Linked DNA regions of Mus musculus: region 1 is linked to region 2. Evidence: chromatin loops called from intact Hi-C (ENCODE). Cell type or tissue: left cerebral cortex. All regions are shown on one strand. Links, peaks and the distances in the headings refer to the core of each region. The heading gives the core; the rest is flanking DNA. Region 1 overlaps E230016M11Rik (RIKEN cDNA E230016M11 gene). Region 2 holds the start of Mad2l1 (MAD2 mitotic arrest deficient-like 1).

Region 1 (2,919 bases), core at 205-2,704, 510 kb before region 2:
GCGCACAGAAATACATCATTTCCCATTGTCCAATCTCCTTTCATGAGGGCTGACTTCATCCAGGAAGGATTGTGCATATTGCTTGTAGCCAAGGCTGCACTGAAATTCAGAGGAAGCTTTCATCACAGTGGGCGGACTGGGAGGTCTAGTATTTTTGTTACCATCAACGACAGTGTAAAGGTTAGAGAAAGTGAAAACAGACATGGTGTTTTATTTAGATGAAAGAAATCAGAACAAATATAGTTAAAATAGAAACTGTAAAGATGGGACCATATCATGAACAATGTATGACTTTTTATCATGTTCTATAAAAGTACTAAACAGACATATTACTTCAGTTAATGCTGTTTCTTAAATATCATTTGTATGATTTTTATCCCTAGAAAAAGAATGTTATTCTTACCTAGTGCTGGAATTATAGGCATCTGCCACTACATGCATCTAGACATTCTTGAGTTTTGAATACTGTGCAAATAAGCATATTACATTAGTCTAAAAAGCTTTCTTTATTAATTAAAAAACCTAGCAAAAAGTCAAGGGAGAAATGTCATCAAATCTGAGAAAAGTAGGCGGCAGAGCACTGGAGAGGACTGCCTTGAAGGTTGCTAAGAGCTCAATCAAAAAACCTGAGAACTGGCTGGATTCAAGGCCACATGTGTATAGCTTTGGGTCACAGATGGGCTGGTTATGATAAGTTTATATGTAGTATATAAACCTAAACTTCTAAAACAGAGTAGAGGGTCCAGTTGCTAGGGATAATTAGAGACATGCCAAATTAACTGAACTTAATCCAGATGGTCATTAAACAAGAAGCCCACCTGGCCTCAGTTGTTTCGCCATCTGTTGTGGATGTTCTCCAATGTTTGAGTTCCCACCAGTTCCCAGGTGTGGCCTGTTTATTAGGATGCAGTGCCAAGCTGTATACCATAGCATTTGGGAAGCAGTCAACGTGTTGAGGTTAATTCAGCAAACTGTAAGAGCTTCAACTGAACTCTGGAGGTGAAATGGAAAATTTGAAAACTCAATATCAAAGCTGTGAAAAAATGTGTTTTGAATTCTTAGACCCATTCTTTGGAGATTTAAATTGTAAGACCAAAACACTGTTACTGTGTCTGTTTCTCAGTCTGTGTGTCTGTCTCTCTGTGTATGTGTGTCTTTTTGTCTCTGTCTGCCTCTCTCTGTCAGCGGTGATAAGGGATGGTGTGTTTCAGTGACTGCAGAAAATAATAGAATAACAAATTAATAAGTACAAAATGTTAGAGCTGGAGTGGACTTAGAGAGCAGCCTTCTTATTTCCAGCTGGGCTCACTGTGCATCTCAGGGGCTGCGGCTGCACTGAATGCATGTGTGTGAGTGGATGCTGAGTAGAAGCCTATGCTTCCCCGCCCCCCCCTCCCCGCCCCCCCCCCCCCACTCCCTTTAGGCCACTCTAGCTACATCTCTGCTCTGCTGTGTGCCCATTTTGTCTTTGGAGAAAATTCTGCCTTGTGGTTTTCTTTTTCTTTTTAGGTTTAATAACTATTTGGCAAATGAAAAAACTGAGGAATAGAGCCAGTAAATAACCTGCCTTACAGGACATATTACCTAATGCACATCCTTGGAAGGACATCAAACTAGATTTATCATAGTTGGCTATACATACAAAGTACCTACACGAATACTAATTGTACAACATCACTTCAAAACTTCCTTAAATACAGACCAGGTATGAAATGTAAGCATGAAATACATCTACAAGCAGCTTCTCATGTGTTTGTAGTGAGGCTGCCTACAATAGAGAGGACAGCTTGTTCCCCATTTTGAGGCTCCAGCTAAAAGTGCATAGAAAAATCCATGGCTCCTTTGTGTTTAGTGGTCAGAAGGATTAACAAGACTACTTCTCACTCCTGGGCTCACTCCTGGGTCTTATAAGGAGCTGAACCAAAACATATGGGGAAAATCATATGTCATCATGAGAATGTTGTTAAACACCGTCCATCACTGTGCCACACACTGATATGGTCTATGAAGCACAGAATTGTGCAAACAGGACAGTTACAGTGTGATAATGTTATCTTACAGCGTAAGGTTTACTGCTTTCTTAAAAGCATTGAAGTTAGAGGGGTAAACGTTGAAACTATAATAAAGACTGCTCTAACTTTCCTTTATTCTTCATTTCTTTTGTTTTCAATCTCCTGAAAATTATTTGCTCTCCTTATTTGCACTGCATCTTTTTGCACTCTCCCATTTAAAAGAAGGACCTCCATAAAACCTTTTCAGAATTGGGGGATTTCAGTGGTAGAACATATCAAAGATTCAGACCCCAGCATAAAAACAAACAAACACCCATCACCATTATAATCTGTTTATGCTACATTGAAAGAATAAGCCTTGAACTTGGCAATTAAGCACCTTTTTAACCTACTAAGTTTTAGAGTTCAGCATAAGTTAGTAGAGATCACTGATCATTAGTGAATAAAACATACCAGGTGATGGCTCTTAAAAAAAAAAAAAAAACAATCCATTTAACAAAACACTAGGGCAGCATGGAGGGAGCATGAAGAATAATGTGCAATAGTATGTACAACCTTCTGTGCTTTAACAAGGCCACAAGCAAAATAGTATTCCATCAAGACAGCTTCTACTTTGGCATGTACAGAAAGACCAGGATACAGCCCTAACTCTAGTTCATTTGCCACAACCTTAAACCCATACATACATCTTTTCAGCATGAGATCCGAGTTAAAAAATGTTTAAGGGTCTACTGTTTGTAAAGCACTATTCTGCTCACTCGGAGATTGATCAGAGCACCGAACTAAATTTGCAGCCCCTTTAGGGAGCTGAACAACCCCCTTTTTTAGGGGTTGTACTTAAGATATCCTGCATATTAGCTAAATATATTGTGATTTAAAATAGTAGCAAAGTCATAGTTGTGAAGTA
Region 2 (2,919 bases), core at 162-2,661:
ATTCTTTTCAATAAAGTAAATAAATTACATAATTATGAAAAGTCAAGATGCTATGTCATATAAAATCTTACAAGTTAAATTAATGAAACTGTACTTTTAAGAATCAGGAAAGCCACAACTGTGTTTTGGACAGAGTGACCAATTAGCCTTGTGTTTCTAAACTATCATCCTTGCAAGTAAGTGAGCTGCAGGGGGTAAAAGGATCCACAGATACCAGAATTCAAAGCAGATCTTATGCTTAAAAGCCCTGCCGTTTTTGCCTGTGAATTCATATCCAACCTGCACAAGTGTTGATGAATACTCTACTATGGATACAAATAGCAAGGCATGTTTAGAAGTCTGGCCTTAAACTGGACACAGTGGCAAATGCCTTTAGTCCCAGAACTTGGGAGTAGAGCCAGGCTGATCTTTGTGAGTTCAACGATAGCCGGGTCTACATAGCATGTTCAAGGACAGCCAGAGCTACATAAAGAGACCTGTCTCAAAAGCAAAGCAAAACAAAACGGCCTTAAAGACAGATGCCAAGCTAACCATGTTCAGGTGGCCACCAAAAGGCCATTTTAATACTGAAGTTAACAAAAAAAGCAATAAACACTGTTAATGAATTTACAATTAAAACAAACTACAACACCCTTTCACGTACAATAAAACTCAAAGAGAAAAAAAGGCAGTTGCAATGCTTTTAGAATTGGTATTTTGTATGATTTCATTGGGAGCTACAAAGCAAAACACAGAATGGCGAAATCCTTTTAATCGGGTAAAATTTCCAATTTGCTGCAACTGGTTAACCTACAAAACCCACTCTTAAAGCAGCTTAAAGATTCCTAACATCAAGACATTCAGCCTACTTAAAAAGAGGTGGGGATTCCCTCCATTGCTTGCTTCCTCCCAGTTGAGAATGACATTTGAGAAGGCATGTTGCTTTAAGTTACTTGGGACACAAACCTGTAAGATCACACACTGAAAACGTGATTACCTTTTAGCTGTTCCACCACATTATTGAGATACTTTATGAGCTCGGGGTCAGTAGTTGTAAGCAAGGTGAGTCCATATTTCTGCACTCTAGTAAAGGTTTCCGACGGATAAATGCCACGCTGATACAAAATGCTGTTGATGCCAAATGCTGAAAACGAAAGAAATAAAGCCGTAACCGTGTAATAACGTTTAAGTCTCCCAGAAAGCAGAGTAGGCACAAAAAGACACGGAAAACCTTTAACCCAGCAATGTCCAACTTCGCAGGTTTGCTAAGTGTAAATACAGAGCATGTGGTCAGAGGATGTCAACACAGACCCCAGCTTTCAGAGAGCGAGTAAGATGATGACCCAGGTCAGCCCCGTTAGGTTCCAGGAGGCCCAGGCCTGCGCTGGGTGGTGCAGCGTTCCCCGCCCCCGGGAGGATCCGTGGTTCCGTCCTAGCGCGCGTCCTAAGGCCCGGCTCAGCCTCAGCTCTCTCTGGCGGCGGGGGCTGCGCTCAGCACTCACAGAAAAACTCGGCCACGATTTCTGCGCTCCCACGCAGGGTGATGCCTTGCTCTCGGGCGAGCTGCTGTGCCATCACTAGATCGAACGGAGAACACTACCAACCTCACCGCAGACGGCGCCCTAATGGCTTCTAAGCTATTCCCCGCCACCCGGTTCAAAAATAACTACGCAGCCCGCCGGTTGCTCGGTGCGCAGGCGTAATGAGCCCTAAGCCCCACCTACGTCGCCAGTTTCCGGCTGGCTTTGTAACTCCGAATCCCTCCCTAAGGCCGCCTCAGGCTTCCGTTTTGTTCCCTAAGCCCCTCCCACATTAGAGAGCCGGGTCTCTTCAACATTCCGCTCCACATCGGCTCTTCCGCCCTATGCCCAGTTGCACCACGGGTTAAAGCCCCGCCCAAAGCGACTTGTATCCGGCCCTGGCTCCGCCCTCGCTGGCTGACCGAATGAGCAAGCGCAGAGTGGTTGGGGCGTCTTGTTCCAGGTCCTGGTGACCTACAAGGTCCGTACTGTGCAGGACCTCGGATGAGGTGACCTAGAAGCGGCCCAGAGATGGTCCTGAGATTACCTGCCTGTCAAACCCGTGGTCTGAGCATCCCTGAAGCATGGTCTCAGCTTCGAGGATAGTTTCAAGTCTGGGAGAACCTGGTTTTTGGTTTTGTTAAATATGATGAAGGGAACTAGGTGGGACAGAAGCTTAATGATGCTTGTCACCAAGTAGAGAAGCGAACCCCTGCAAATTGTGTACACACACACACACTAATAATCATTTAGTAATGTCTTTATTTTTCTATACTACATAGATTTTATAAGTCCACAAAGGATTTAAATGATAGAGACACTTGATTTCCTTTTTTTTTTTTTTTTTTTTTTTTTTTTTGCAATTAGCTTGCTTTTAAGTTTTTAGTCATATGTACTTTCTTTTTGATCGTTTAAGGCCTATACCAGAGCATGTACGATTACATATGGGATTCATGCTACAGTTTTAATATTGTACAGTAGTATTGTGTCCAGGAGATGGCACATCTTCCAACTATGCTAAATGGTTCTAACTCTGGTACTCAGACTGCATTTTGAAACCAGTTGACTATTAGAGATACTATCATATGCAGGTTTAAGAAGATGGCTCAGTGGGTAAGAGTGACTGCTGTTCCGAAGGTCCTGAGTTCAAATTCCAGCAATCACATGGTGGCTCACAACCATCTGTAATGAGATCTGACGCCCTCTTCTGGTGTGTCTGAAGACAGCTACAGTGTACTTATATATAATAATAATAATAATAATAATAATAATAATAATAATAAATAAATCTTTGAAGAAGAAGAAGAAAGAACAAGGAGAAGAAAGAAGAAGGTTTAGAGCCTGAACTAAACAGATGCCAGGGAAGTTGTATAAACAATACATCAGAGAAAGAAACTGTGACATATGAGGAGGAAAGAAA

The links. Peaks named below come from ENCODE experiments on the same cell type or tissue, not always from the same donor. Only the 100,000 strongest peaks of a DNase experiment are listed, where the experiment ranks them.
Region 1: a loop joins it to region 2, with 10 times the contacts of the local background. A loop is called at or near these places in 2 of 42 quality-filtered maps.

The regions. Positions count from the first base shown.
Region 1 is chr6:67,046,195-67,049,113 of GRCm38, reverse strand. All of the region lies in intron 1 of E230016M11Rik (RIKEN cDNA E230016M11 gene), which reads right to left. Among named protein-coding and RNA genes, the nearest start is that of Gadd45a, 10 kb to the right of the region's middle. In left cerebral cortex, for the core only: no CTCF peak of the experiment used is centred there; no DNase peak of the experiment used is centred there.
Region 2 is chr6:66,534,162-66,537,080 of GRCm38, reverse strand. It overlaps Mad2l1 (MAD2 mitotic arrest deficient-like 1), which reads right to left and starts at 1,860. Exons shown (of 6, transcript NM_001355624.1): 1 at 1,482-1,860; 2 at 977-1,123. The coding sequence starts at 1,554. In left cerebral cortex, for the core only: CTCF peaks have their summits at 1,613 and 2,490 (motif pointing right); DNase peaks (open chromatin) are centred at 996, 1,802 and 2,549; H3K4me3 peaks cover 1,782 bases; H3K27ac peaks cover 986 bases.